5 separate regions of the Homo sapiens genome follow, and regions 2, 3, 4 and 5 are each linked to region 1. The links are chromatin contacts, found by Hi-C in ENCODE. All regions are on one chromosome and are shown on one strand. The core of a region is the stretch at or near the end of the contact, and the rest is flanking DNA. Distances in the headings are between cores, read along the strand shown.

The links. Hi-C counts contacts between places; a loop is a spot of excess contacts on that map. Pooled maps may share reads with other maps.
Region 2: a loop to region 1 is called in a map with no recorded cell type, with 9 times the contacts of the local background. The contact joins the promoter of SPMIP4 here to the promoter of SKAP2 in region 1. A Hi-C loop is called at or near these places in 3 of 37 single-sample maps with no recorded cell type and 8 of 50 pooled maps.
Region 3: a map with no recorded cell type shows a loop between it and region 1 (9-fold over the local background). The contact joins the enhancer-like site here to the promoter of SKAP2 in region 1. A Hi-C loop is called at or near these places in 2 of 37 single-sample maps with no recorded cell type and 10 of 50 pooled maps.
Region 4: a loop to region 1 is called in a map with no recorded cell type, with 11 times the contacts of the local background. The contact joins the enhancer-like site here to the promoter of SKAP2 in region 1. A Hi-C loop is called at or near these places in 3 of 37 single-sample maps with no recorded cell type and 3 of 50 pooled maps.
Region 5: a loop to region 1 is called in a map of CD8-positive, alpha-beta T cell, with 28 times the contacts of the local background. The contact joins the promoter of JAZF1-AS1 here to the promoter of SKAP2 in region 1. A Hi-C loop is called at or near these places in 4 of 168 maps with a recorded cell type or tissue (CD4-positive, alpha-beta memory T cell, CD8-positive, alpha-beta T cell and naive thymus-derived CD4-positive, alpha-beta T cell) and 12 of 50 pooled maps.

Annotation. Positions count from the first base shown.
Region 1 is chr7:26,863,223-26,865,922 of GRCh38, reverse strand. It overlaps SKAP2 (src kinase associated phosphoprotein 2), which reads left to right and starts at 1,333. Exons shown (of 13, transcript NM_003930.5): 1 at 1,333-1,560. The coding sequence starts at 1,494. RefSeq lists an enhancer at 766-1,095.
Region 2 is chr7:25,179,027-25,181,726 of GRCh38, reverse strand. SPMIP4 (sperm microtubule inner protein 4) reads left to right here and starts at 1,373. Exons shown (of 10, transcript NM_138811.4): 1 at 1,373-2,065; 2 at 2,395-2,552. The coding sequence starts at 2,419. All of the region lies in intron 1 of LOC124901603 (a long non-coding RNA gene), which reads right to left. RefSeq lists silencers at 1,138-1,527, 1,588-1,867.
Region 3 is chr7:27,899,707-27,902,406 of GRCh38, reverse strand. The region is part of intron 2 of JAZF1 (JAZF zinc finger 1); the gene reads left to right. Among named protein-coding and RNA genes, the nearest start is that of TAX1BP1-AS1, 160 kb to the right of the region's middle. Within about 2 kb of position 1,271, at least 9 of the 41 ENCODE cell types and tissues checked have a DNase peak (open chromatin) inside an H3K27ac peak, as active enhancers do.
Region 4 is chr7:28,154,277-28,157,072 of GRCh38, reverse strand. All of the region lies in intron 1 of JAZF1 (JAZF zinc finger 1), which reads left to right. Among named protein-coding and RNA genes, the nearest start is that of JAZF1-AS1, 25 kb to the left of the region's middle. Within about 2 kb of position 1,354, at least 3 of the 41 ENCODE cell types and tissues checked have a DNase peak (open chromatin) inside an H3K27ac peak, as active enhancers do.
Region 5 is chr7:28,179,122-28,181,821 of GRCh38, reverse strand. It overlaps JAZF1-AS1 (JAZF1 antisense RNA 1), which reads right to left and starts at 1,365. Exons shown (of 4, transcript NR_034097.1): 1 at 1,283-1,365. It overlaps JAZF1 (JAZF zinc finger 1), which reads left to right and starts at 1,027. Exons shown (of 5, transcript NM_175061.4): 1 at 1,027-1,359. The coding sequence starts at 1,245. RefSeq lists a silencer at 1,833-1,952 and enhancers at 1,807-2,306, 2,307-2,700.

The sequences.
Region 1 (2,700 bases), core at 84-2,583:
ATTTAAAGTAAGCTTTTGATTTAAAGTAAAATGATTCTTTTACTGGAACACTCAGAGGCCATCGTAGGGTTATTAATTGGCTTAATGTCAATATTGTTGTGTCTCAAGGAATGGGGAGGCCCAAGAGAGGGAGAGATATGGAGGAAGGTATAGGGTTGGTAGAGCAGTCAGAACACACACATTTATGGATTACAGTCGCTGTCTTATATGGGTGCTGTTTGTGATGTCCCAAAGTAATTATAATAGTAACTTCAAAGATCACCATAACATATACAATAATAATGAAAAAGTTTGAAATATTGTTAGAATCACCAAAATGTGACAGAGACATGAACTGAGCACATGCTTTTGGAAAAATGGCGCCCACAGATTTGCTTGATGCAGGGTTGCCACAAACCTTCAATTTGTTAAAAAATGCAATATCTGGGAAGCACAAAGATGTATGCCTGTTAAAGGTTTTAAAGAAGCCATTTTTTTTAAAAGAGAAAACTTTTAAGAAGCTTTACAGATAGAAGACAGTAAGTATTTGTTGACTAAATGGTCAAGTTGGAGTGAGCAGATTTTATAATTTTATTCTACTAACCACCACCAGCAATTTTATTTTTGATGCTTGTAGATGGACAGTGGTGCCAATGTCTATTCGGCCTTCTGTTTTTTTGTTTTGTTTTGTTTGTTTTTTCCTGCCAAAGGACGGTGCTTAGAACTTCCCAGTCTTCCTTGTAGTGGGGAAAATCTGTCACCCCAAGGATACGAATTAGGTAGAAAAGTAATGTAAGAGCCAATCACAACGCGCGCTCCGGAGCGGCTCCAGACTGGCTTCGCCCGGACGACTGGCGGAAGACGAGACTTCGTTACCTCCGTTCAATCGGACAAAGAAGGCCATAATAGTTTAGGACAAGAGAAAATTCCTTGTGGGTTAAACTGCGGTGGGACTGACTGTTACGCAGAAGGCGTAATCGCAAAACTTGTATACACTCTGTATCATGGATACATTATTTTCTGGAATCCTGCAGAAACGATCAGCAGTTGTGATGGCACCAGTACCGAAAATGGCTGTAAGGCGCTCCGGACGCTGGATCAGGTGACGCAGCATCAGGTGACGCAGCCTCAGTCCGCCCCCTTCCCACCAGTGGCTCCTCCTCCTGCTTCCCGGCGTAGCGGTGGGCGTGGCTTGCCCACAGGCTCTTTCTTCTGGGGCCGGGAAAACCGAGGAATACACATGCGCAGTTGGACCCCTCAGGCCCTTCGTGTCCCTTCCCACCCATCTCCCCGCCCCGGCCCTCTGGGCGGGGCTGGGCCGACAGTCCAGCTGCAGCTCGCTGGAGATTCAGTGACTTCCTTGTTGTGAGCCCCGGCCCGGCAGTGTCCCGACTCGTAGCCCCGCTGTTCTTAATCCGGGCCGCTAGCCTGAGTCTAGGTCGCAGCCGCAGCCCCACCCCGTCGGTCACCTTTTCAGCGCAGGTCCTTTCCCCGCACGCCCTGCGCTCCCTAACATGCCCAACCCCAGCAGCACCTCCTCTCCCTACCCCCTCCCTGAGGAAATTAGGAACCTGTTGGCAGGTAAAGAGCGGGAAGGCGGCGATAATGCTGTCGGGGCGGGGGCGAGGGAACGGTGAGCCGGTGGGGACAGAAGCATTCAGAGCCCTTATCCTCCCTCCCCGCGCTTCCCACGTCTTCTAGCCAGTGGGGTCGGCACAGGGAGGAGAGGAGAGGGGTTGTTTTGTCTCAGAAAGGGAGTGGACGTGTGTGTTGAAATTTGGTGCGGGGATGGTGGCGAAGCCCTTTTTGGTGATCTACACAAATGGGATCAGGACGTTTCTATGTGCATTGTGAAGACGGTGTGTGTGTGTGTGTGTGTGTGTGTGTGACAGAAGGGCGGGGGAGGAAGAGTGGAAGAGGGAGAGAGAATGATAATGATAATGAATGCTGCGTGAGCAAGCAGAAGGGAGCAGAAGTCAAATAAGTAGTTCTTGGGTGGTCTGGCCAATGGAGGTAGAGGATGTAGAGATGCAAAGAGCTGTCAGAGCCACAGGTGTTAGGGGTTATGGGGTGAAAGAGTTTGTCATTTCTAAAACTCCCGTTTTTCTTAAACATTCAGCTCACTCACGTTTAAGACTTTTGAAGAAGGTCTGGTTCTCAAATGGCCACTTGTCCCCAGCCTCAGTAATATATTAAAGCAAAAAAGGAAGGATATGTTAAAGTTCTACTTCCTGTGTGACACGATGAAAGTACTTCATCTTTGTACCCTTATCTTCCCTTTTTCAGTTTTACATTACCATTTATAGGAACTTATTTTAGGAGCTAAAAACGTGGTTCTTCAGTAGCATTATGAATCCACTACTAGTTCATTAATTTACTGGATACGGAGGTGTGTATGTTCACTAAGAACCAATAATTTATATTTCTGTACAAGGTAGAAAATATATGTTTTTAAGGTAGCACAAATCTTACCTATCTCAATGTTCTGGAATTTCAACCATCATTTATTTTGTCTTGTGTACGTCAGAATTCTGGAAACTGAATTTTGATTTTTAGTTTTAGATGTCTATAAAATATTTATCTCTCAGTATTGCTTATGAATAACTAGATTACAGATTGCTTATTCTAGCTCTTAAAAAGCAATGTCATCTAAAATGTGACATTTGATGACACATTTTATATGTTACTCCTATAGCAATGTGAGTCCAAATCTCCTAATAT
Region 2 (2,700 bases), core at 124-2,623, 1.7 Mb after region 1:
AGTCCTTGCGCATGTGCTCTTATTTCTTCATGCTACCTAAGGGTTCCACGTGCAAATTCAGTGAGGAGTTAGTATGAAACATGGCAGTAGAAATTCAGCTGTAAGGTCAGCAAGCTGGATCTGTGCAGACTCTAGTTGGCCTTATATGTTCCAGTGGATTTCAGCCAGTTTTATTAACCTACAAGCCCAGGCATTTCAGCATTTCAGCAATTTGTTTCTTTTATCTGCCATCCTGTAAACTCAAGAATTTCTATGACTGTTTTCTTTAACTCTTTGGCACACAGTTTCAACGCCCTTCTTCTCAGAGGTGGTCATTCTCACCCTCACCTTCTGGTTCCTGCAGGCTCATTTCTAGCCTCCCACACTGTATTAGTCTTTTCTCACAATGCTGTAAAGAACTGCCCAAGACTGGGTAATTTATAAACGAAGGAGGTTTAGTTGACTCACAATCTCACATGGCTGCGGAGGCCTCAGGAAACTTACAATCATGGCAGAAGGCCACGGAGAAGCAGTTACCTTCTCCACAAGGGGGCAGGAAGGAAAAGTGCTGGGAGAAGGGAGAAGAGCCTCTTATAAAACCATCAGATCTCGTGAGAATTCACTCGCTATTACGAGAACAGCATGGGGGAAACTGCCCCCATGATCCAATTACTTCCACCTGGTCTCTCCTTTGACAAGCGGGGATTATGGGTATTACAATTCAAGATGAGATTTGAGTGGGGACACAAAGCCTAACCATATCACACATATACACACAACCTAACCTCCTCACATCCCATTCCTTGATGGGGTGGCAGGTGGCGAGGGGGGGGTGACATCCCTTATTGTCAGCCATCACAGGAACTCATGACCCTGTAGGTGCAGATTCATGGCTCACATTTGTATCTTTTGGGGAAAACTGAGGTAATCAAGGTGGGGCTAGGCCCTGGGGACGAGGCAAGTAAAGGACTTTGCCATGTCCGCACCCACCAGGGAAGGAGCAGAGACTCTGTTAGGGCGCCATGCCAGGGGCTGCAGTTTCAGAATCCTGCAGACTCCACCCTCTATCTGGCCACACTGTCCCCAATTTTTGCGAGGTGACCTGGGGAGGGAGGACAGGTCGGATGCTCCGACCTCACCAGGGACTCCACTGGACCGGAGCTCTTCCTCCTCCGCCCAGTCCACATGAGAGAGCTCCCTGGCCGGCCCTGAGACAGCTCCAGACCTGGTAGCCCTGGAAAAAGAAACTGGTATCGCCATCGCCGCCGCCGCTAGAGGGCGCCTGGGGGCGGGGCGCGGGTGGGGCAAGGCGGGGTCCGACTGGAGGCAGGGCGGTGAGCCGAGAGGGGCGGGGCAAGGGACCGGGAGGCGGGGCCAGGGGTCGCAAGGCGGAAGAGCCCCTCTCGCCTCCGACCCGGCGCCTCGCACTCCGTTCACTCTCGGTTCCTCTTCGCATTCTTGCCAGTCCCGTAGCGCTGGGCTGGTTTCCTCCGAGGTCTCTAAGAGCCTCCTACTGCGCCCCGCTCGCCGCCCGGAAGCCCCCAGCCCCTCAAGGACGCATCACCTAATGCCGCGGTCACGGCCACCGTCACAAGCGCCCCCAGCCCCACCCCACCCCGGCCTGCCCGCCGTCCTTCTCCCGCCCCCGCCCCTGCCTGCCAGCTCCACCGGGCCGTAGGTGCGGACGACCTCAAAATTCCTCGGCCCGCGAAGGCCGCCAGCTGCGGGGAGGGGAGGGGAGGCGCGGTCCCGCAGCGCCCCCAGGCTCATGTCCCAGGTATGTCCAGACCCCCGAGGCACCGCTTGCAGGGCAGTGACAGCCCGTGAGGCTCGGCCTCGACCCCTGGCACCCTTGGTCCCAGCTACGCCGGCTCCTGGCCTTCCCCCAAGTCCGAGAGAGAGGTGGGATTCTCCCCGACGCAGTTGGAAACCGGGAATCCCCTTTAGGGTCCCGTTCGTGCTGCACTACTGACTCCACCATCTGCAAAGGGATTCTTGTCCAGAATCCCCGAAGGCTTTAGGACAGCGCTTATTTTGTTGAATGAAGAGTCTCTAATTTTCGGAAAGACCACAGGCTAAAAGTCAAGTGAGTTTTCTTGAATAGTTATAGTTAAATTTAAGGCAGGAATTGAATGTCAGTTGATGGCCACAAAGTAGCGGACTGGTACGAACCTACTGGATGATCATTCTGGTGACTACTTGGAGGCACCGTCCACTTTGTGGATTTGTTTCAGTTGAAATTTATTTCCATAGAACTTATTTAGGTCTCTATTTATTACTGATTTGACGGCTTTCAGTGCAGAGGGAAGCCTGTGACGTCTGTGCAGCGTCAGGTTGAACAATTTAGCAGTGTAAAATGTGTTTTCTGCCTGCCTTGACTCGACAAGCCAAATGTGCCCTCCTTTTCTTTTCCAGGTTGTGCCTTTTTAGCCAAGAAGCATGGAAGTCATTCACGGCAGGCCCTACTGTTGCAGGGAGCTTGAAGGAGCTGACATACTGTCCAACACCTTTTACTCTAATGAATTGCACAACCCCCTCCAGACGGTTACTCGCCCAACTGCCTCAGAGGACAGGTAAAACAAAAACTAGAAAAAGCAAACAAGAAAAAGCAGTTTTAATGTATTCGTGTATTTTATTATGTGAGGAAAAACATTTATTGTTCTGGGGCTCTTCTGTTTCTTGTTTGTTTGTTTGTTTGTTTGTTTTTGAGACGGTGTCTCG
Region 3 (2,700 bases), core at 22-2,521, 1.0 Mb before region 1:
GGTGGTCATGACCATCATATTTTGTTAAAATGAAATAGAACAGGAAAATGACAGAGTATATCACATGTAGTAAAGATTGTTTTGTGAAATTTCTGTTTCAGATATTTATATTAAAATGTCTTGTCCTTGAGTCCAGAAATGTTTCATTATTCATAATTTTTTAGATTTCATAAAGATAATATAGTAGAAATACTTCATATTACATAATACCCCCATTAGGGTCTGGGGCAGCCCCATATAATCACGTACATTAATATTTATACAGTGAAACACATGAATATTTTCAGTAAATACAATAAAATCTGTAAGTAGCCTTTCACCCAGTCAGGTTAGTTTGCCTTCCAATGATGTTTTAGTGCCAAACTTTATTTTTAAAAAATTTCAGGTTTCAGAGCTTTGGAGATCTCAAAATTGCAGGTTGCAGGCCTATTTATACATGTGAGCGCACCAGGTCGCACCGTGAGATACGTTTCTTATAATGGGTTGAAGTCAAAACAAAGTTTGAAAAATACTGCACAGTGCTATTGCTGGAATCATTCACTGTTAGAACTGGGAAGGACCCTAGCAGTGATGTATTCCATATATCCATAAAACCAAATCTCAATTTTAACAGGTAGAAAAACTAGGACCACAAAAGTGAATACAGTGACTCCCGGAGGCCACCAGTTTCTTTGCCCCAGAACAAGCCTCCTGGCGACATGCAGTGCAGGCCTCTGGACCATGTGTCCTCTCCAGAGTCTCATAATCACAGCCACATCACACCACACATCTTGGAGTTTTCAGTTTTTTCTGAGACTGCAGTTTCAAGTGGTCACTTCAGTTTCTGAGTTCTCTGATCCAGTGAAAGCCAAGTGATTTTTTTCCCCAGCAGGTCACTTAGACTCAGGTGTTTTGGCCATGGAGTGAGGTGGCAATGGAGTCTCTGCCCAGGTTCCAGCAAATAGTGTACATTTCCTGAGTTTGTGGTTGAAACTAGTCTCCCTGGACCAGCAGTTGACATTTTCCCCCTGTGGAGTTATATTCATGTTTCCACGTTGAGCATGTCAGACTGAATGAACATTGTGGTCTGAGGATTTAAAAGATTTATAATGGAGTCTTGAAAATTTACTTAAGGAATATGTACTTCCCCTAGCAATAACAAATATTGCTACAAATGACCATATTAAATTAAAGTAACTTAGACATTTCTGATTTGTAGGGAAGTTGAAATTAATCTTACAGCAGTTTCAGTTTCAAAATGAAAACACTGCTTTGCCTGACCGCAGATTTTCAGGCTGTTAGTCAACAGTGAGTGAAAGAGTCTCAAGTGACTTTTTTTCTTTAAGAAATATTCAGTGTTCTCTACGTGTAGAAAAATGTTAGAAGGAAAAACCCTAAAATATCAACCATAGTTTTATCTGGGTAATACGTCTCTTAGAAAAAAAAAAAAAAAGTTTTTACACAGGAAACATCAAAAATTCTTTTCATAAGCTGAATGGTAGGTACACGGATTTCTATTTTATTAAAATCTTTATGTGTGGAAATGTATATATTGATTTGCATATATATTCCATAATTTTAAAAAATACCTTTATTTCATTTCTTTTCCTAACCTGTGTGTTGGTCAATTAAAAAACTTTTTAAACATAAGTCACAAATCCATAAAAAATGTTCTGTAAATGTTCTTTACTGAGATATATTACTTTTTACAATTTTAAAAAAGAAGACTTTCTTATTCATTCTTCGTTCCTTCCCTGATTAATTCCTTTAGTGAGTAGGCAAGAAGCCCGGTTCAAATGCTTTTTTTTCCCCACATTAAAAAATAATAATCACTAGAAGGTGTACTGGCAAATGTTGAACTGACTTGGGGAGGAAAAAAGTCTCAATTTGTGTTATTGCCAGTTTCTGTGGTGTAAATACTCCTGCCATAGCCAATTTCAAGCTACCCACATGTTACTGAACACAGAGTAGGTTACTTTGCATTATACAGAATATAGTTATAAATAATTCTACCAAATAGATAAAATGTTAATGTAAATAACAAGAATATAGATAATATTAAAATTCAATAAAATAAGTGATGAGCCTTGAGTTAAATATCCTTGTTTTTAACAAAGCACTTGATTTAATTATTTACGTCATTTAGTTTTTAATAACGGCTGTGTTTAACAACAGACTCACCAAATCCCTGAAAATTTAAGTCAGCTTTCACAACCCAGTATGAGCCAGCTCCAGCACACGGCGGCTGCCAGATCAGAGCAGTGTCACCATTGCAAAGCAGAGAGAATTCTGGGAGGTGGGCACAGCCAGCCTTTCCCAGATCGTAGCCCAGTGGGGCTACAATTCCAGAGACCTCCCCTGCCACAACCGGGGAGCCCAGTGGTCCCACACAGCAGGATGGACTGACATTGAGAGGATGAGCCTTTTGTTCTCCCAGCTGCCCACTGCCCCCATGTAAACCGCCAGAGGAGTTCTCACTGCATTTCCCCAGTCCCCATGCTCCAGCTCCCTGAACACTTTCAACTGTGAAAACCATGACAGCATCCCCAGGCTTGACTGGGCCCTGATGCCAGCTCTGCCACTATCCTAAATGACCTCAAACAGGTCACACCACCTCAGTTCACAGTTACTGTAACAAATGAGGGGGCTGGACCTGATGATCTGACTTAACCAAGGTTCCTTCCTGCTCTAAAACCCAAGTGAGTCAGGCGCAGTGGCTCA
Region 4 (2,796 bases), core at 105-2,604, 1.3 Mb before region 1:
GGCTGTGTGCATGCACATGTATGTATGCTTTCAGAATCCACTGTGGTTGGTTGAAGGATATCGAAGGTCATCTTAATGGATATTGAAGACTGTCTTTATTTATACGTAGTATGGAGTCCGGTATAAACAAATATGGGAAATGTAGCATATGATGGAAGAGAAGGTATTTATCTGCCCTTTGATTCATGCATTCATTCAATGACTGTCTCATAAGAATGATTTCCCCCCTTGCTTGGTAGTGTTCTAGTTCTAGGATCTGAATTTAAATTTCTTGGTGACGTACTCTTGCTTATAGAGCAGTGGTCTCCAAGAGTGGTCTCTGGACAAGCAGCAGCAGTATTTTCTGGATTATTGTATTAGATGTGCAGATTCTCAACACTGTGTCCTCTTGCCCCACACCTACGAAATCAGAAACTATGGGGCTGAGACCCAGCAATTTGTGTTTCAACAAATTCCCAGGTAATTTCAATACACTCTTGGGAACCTCTGCTGTAGAAGATGTAGCGTTAATTCATAACTATAATGAGCGAATGGTCTTCTCTCTTCACTGAATGAACATTTTGTGCTTTCTGGGGAATCAACAAACATTTTCTCCACTTACCTAAACTTCTTATCAATAGTCTCTTGTACTCAGAAAATGTACACAAGTCAAAATAGACAAATCATATTTTGGCTCCACATTTATTCTAGCAGACAGTGGCAGACTCTGCCAAAGCCACGAAGTGACTCCCCATGCAATTGGCCAGGTGACCACCACCACCACACAGAGCAATCTCAGTCCTTGACTGGTTCCTCTGTGTGAAAAGGGGCCTCTACAGCCTTGACCCAGTGACTTTCAGATTCTGAGGAAAACAGACGCTTGATGCCTGTCCAAAGTAAACAGAGCCAAGAGAACCTTTCACAAGCCTGGTTAAGGATCGATGGTTCCACCCAAATGATTTAGATGATTTGGTGTTTAAGTATGTTGTTGCATAACTCTTGGCAGCCAGAGATACCAGTGTGCTGGAGTGAGTGGCAATTTGGATTGAATGAATAAGGTATCTATCAAGGGTGTATGTATATGTACATACCAGCTACTGTGATTTGGACATTACCTACATTAGCTTATGTAACCTCATAGACACCTTATCAGGTAGGTACCCTTATACCCTTAAGATAATTTTCCAGATCAAAAAGCAGAGGCATTGTGAGGTTAATTTGCACAAGATCATCTTCCCAGGAAGAAGCAGGGTTAGAATTTGGACCCAGGTATTTGGTTCCTATACTTCCCATGTGCGCGTGCACACACACACAGACACACACATACATTCTGTGCTGTCACAGCCTAGATGTGGTTGTTTCTCTTGGTCTCTTCTGCATGGGTCATTTCTTGTATGATAATTCTGAATTTAGGTGGAGGTTGTAGTTGCTGAATGGGCATGGGTGGCCAGGCCCTCCATACTGTGTTCAGTACCTTTGATGATTAACTCTGAAAGGGAAGAAAGGATTACTTAGTGCAGGCCAGAGAGCTGTAAAAGGTTCCTAAATTACTCATTTCCCCTCTGAATTTCTCCTCTTGCCTCGAAAACTAAAACACACTTTATAGGGGAAGAATGAAGACCGTATAACTCTGTGGCAGCACAGTTTGGTAATTAATGGACTTGTGCCTCTATCAGAAGAGTGATGTATTATTCCAGAGCCCTGTAGAATGAGTTAAACTGAGAGTGAATTATTTGGTTTGACTGATGTGTACAGTAACTGAAGATAGTTTATTAGTGGGCCAGGTTTTAATCTTCTCTCAAAATGAGTTCTCCTCATATTCTGCACAACTGCCCAGTCTCTTTCATGCCCTGAAATTGAGTAAAAGGAGAAGGTGCTAAAATGGTTGAAACAAGAAGTGAAACCTTCTGTTTCATCATATGTTCCAGAAAATATACAGTGTGTTTTTACTGCAGCCTCCTTTCCATCCCCCCTCCCAATCATTTTCATTAGTGACTGATGTGATTGCAGAGTGGTTTGGTGGGGAAAAGTACTTGCAACCAAATTTAGTAAACCGCAAGCCAATTTTATTTTTAGTTTTAGTGAGCAAGGGCAGATAGCAATTGCAAATATCTTACTGTATCTACTTCTAAGCTTTTACTTTTCTTTTTTTTTAATGTTTTGCCTTTTTCTCTCCCTAGTATGTTTTGTCTATTTTGAATATAATTGTTTTTAGGAGAAAAGGCCATTTTTTCCTTCTATCATTGAGAGCCCCCTTTTTTTTTCAATATTGTAGGCATCATCTTAGTAGGAAATAGAATATATTTATAATCAATGATGTTACAGAAATTTTGAAACTGAGAAATTAAGTACCATAATTAATAAAAGGTAGGAATAGGGAATCATAAATAATTATTTAGTATTAATTGTCAGCAGCAGCCTAAGGTTGCTCAGTGATAGATTAATAAGATCAAGCAGAAAAATAAAGGATCCCATTGGCCAGAGAATGTGAGTGGAATTCCTTTTTCACCTGTATGGCACAATGGTTGGCATTCAAGAGACATTCAGTAAATGTGGTTTGGTTAGTTAGTTGGTTGATTGTTGAATAAATGTTTGAGTCCTGCACTCACTCCAGAACATCAGACTATTGGATATGAGGTTAAGTTTGACCAGAGGATCTTGAAGAGGCTGTATAATGATCATATCTTAAGTACTAGAAGAGTCATTAGTGGTCTCAAACCCATCTGCTCTACCCATTGGAGACTTCTGTAGGGACCCTGACAGTGGCCCTCTGCCATGCTTGAACATTGTGATCACTAAGGGCTTATTTCACATCAG
Region 5 (2,700 bases), core at 116-2,615, 1.3 Mb before region 1:
TTAATAAAAAAAATGTACTGTTGGGTCATAAACTGCTGATAATGTGTAATATTTCTTAGACACCTGGAAAAGTGCTACTGGAAAATACACACTTTACAGAAGAAATATGACTGCAACTGGAGGAGGGGGTGGGGACAAGAAAGTAATTGATTCTCAGCAAAATGCTGGTTTTCAGGGAAGCTACTAAATTCACCTTAAGTGGTTACCTGGTCAACATTATGCTTTAAATGCTCACAGGATGAAATCGCTTCCTTTTTAAATGAAGAGTCACTATGTCCCTTGCCGTTGTTTCCGCTCCTTCTAGCCTTAACCAATGCACTGTCCTTTCTGCAGTGGCTGAAACGAGGATGGGTTAATTACCAGACCTGAGATGGTGGAGTGGGTGCAGTAGGGTGCTGTAATTTCGGGTGATGAAATTATTTTAGTTTTTGTTTTCCTAGAAGGAGCAGGGAGTATAAAAAACGTGGCACATATGTAAAACACAGGCAAATGCACTTGACAACCAAGCACTCTATTTTGAAATTTAAATAAAGCTAAGATTTTTTTCTGGCCTAGAGGGAAAGCTTCATTAAAATCAATTAGTTAGTACAAACCTCCGGAGAATGTGTACTTTTTCTAAAGAAGGTTTAAAGAAGAAGGTGCACACAATTACCTTTCCTGGGTCCCCTGTGAATGTGTCACACCTAGACAGGTGGCTGAGTACAAAAAAATGTCCCTGAGAGGGACCAGGGTAACTCCCTGAGTTCTCCTCGCAGGGAGGTAGGTGTAATTAATCGATGTGGGTGTATTAAGAACGTCATATACATAACCAAGGAGGCTCCAAACAGATGGCACGGATGGCAAGCCGTAAAGGGCAGGCCTAGCGAGATAAAGTTGGTGGCAGGGCTCGCAGGTGAGGCCTGGGTCCGCGCGCTGAGGTTGGGGCCGCACAGCTGTAGCCGCGCGCCCTGGTCCCTCCTCCCAGCTGCGGCGGCCTTCCCCCCCCGCCCCCGCCCCCGCCCTCCCCCCGCCGCTCCCGACGCCGCCGCCGCAGCCGCCGCCTCCCCTCTGCCTCCCGGTGGCTCCTCGCTCTCCTTCCATCTCTCTCGCCCCCTCTCCCTCCGTCCCGTCCTCGCCGCTCCCCTCACCCCGCCTCTCTCCCCCTCCCCCAGCCCCTCCTCTCCTCACCCCACCCGGCCTCCCTCCCTCCCTCGCCCGCCCGGCGCTCGCAGAGCCGACACCAGGGGGGCTCTCGATGTAGCACCATGACAGGCATCGCCGCCGCCTCCTTCTTCTCCAATACCTGCCGATTCGGGGGCTGCGGACTCCACTTCCCCACCCTGGCCGACCTCATCGAGCACATCGAGGACAACCACATCGGTAAATGGCCCGGGGGTGGGCGGGGGTGCCAGGCGCGCGGAAACTCCTGCCCGGGCGGGGAGCCCCGGAATGGCCAGGGGTGGCCGGCGGGGAGGGAGGCGGCAGGGCGGGGAGGGCGCGTGCGAGCCCCGAGGTGGGGGTGGCGGGATGCGGGGGCGCGAGGTGCCGGGGGGCGGGGAGCGGGCTCGGGTGGGGGAGGGGGCGGGCGCCCCGAGGTGCCGCGGGCGGGCGGGCGGGCGGCTGGGGGACTCAGGGGCGTGCACGCGGGCTGCGAAGTGGTGGGAGCGGGGAGCGCCGCGGCGGGGCGGCGGGGTTGCGGCGGCGGGGCCGAGTGCCGGCGCGCGGGGCGCGGGGCGGAGGGCGCGGCGGGCGGCGGGAGCTGGGCGCTGGGCAGGGTCGCGGAGTTAGTTGGCCCGGGTGGTCGGAGTAGCCCGAGGCGCTGAGGGCAGCGGGGGGCGGGCGCTGCACGCCGCCGGGCGCTTCCGCCCCGGCTCGAGCTGTCAGGGCTCGGCGGCGGCTGCAGCCGCGGGGAGGTGGAGCGGGGGGGCGGGGGTGGCTCCACCGCGGCAGCCATTCCGCTTCCTCCTCCCGCCGCCGCCGCCGCCACTGCGTCCTGTCAGCGCCGGTTGCTAGGTGTGGTGCGTCGGGAGGGGGCCGGGGCCGGCGGCCGCGGGCGGGGGCCGGGGAGCTTGCCCTCTCCCTGGGAGGCGGCCGAGGGGCCCGGGCGGGGCCGGGGACGCGGGCCCGGGGGCTCTGGGTGCCCTCCCCTGCCCCGGCCTGGCGCGGACGCCCGGGCGCTGCGGGCTGAGGTCTTGGGTGCGCCCGCGGGCCGCGCCCAGCGCCCCGGGGTCGACGCGCCCTGGAGGCCCCTGCGGCGGCGCCCGCTGGAGAGACACCCCCAGGGCCCATGGCCGGGCATTTAAATGCACCCCGGCTCTGCGATTTGCCTTTCTAATGGTGCTAGGCCCGAGGTGCGCTGGCTGCGCCCTGGGATCGGCGGCGGCCTGCGCAGCGCCCCGGGCCCGGGAGACGCCGGGGAGGGGGCGCCCCGCAGGGTGGCTGCTTTCCCTTCACGCCTGGACCCCTGGACCTTTCAACAAGTCCTCTGATTTGCAGAAGTCATTGCACACATTTTCACACTTCTATTCGGAACCCCTGCTAAGGGAGGTGGGCCGGGTGCATCTGGCTTAGGCGGTCCAACCACCTGCGGAAGGTGTGACCGACGCCAGCGAGTTGTCCTGCGTGGGCTAGAAGGTGAAGGGTCCGAGCGATGTCCCAATGGGGCTGTCTAATCCAGAGAACCTGTAAATTGCCCCCAGGAAGTCCAAATGAATGCCATGG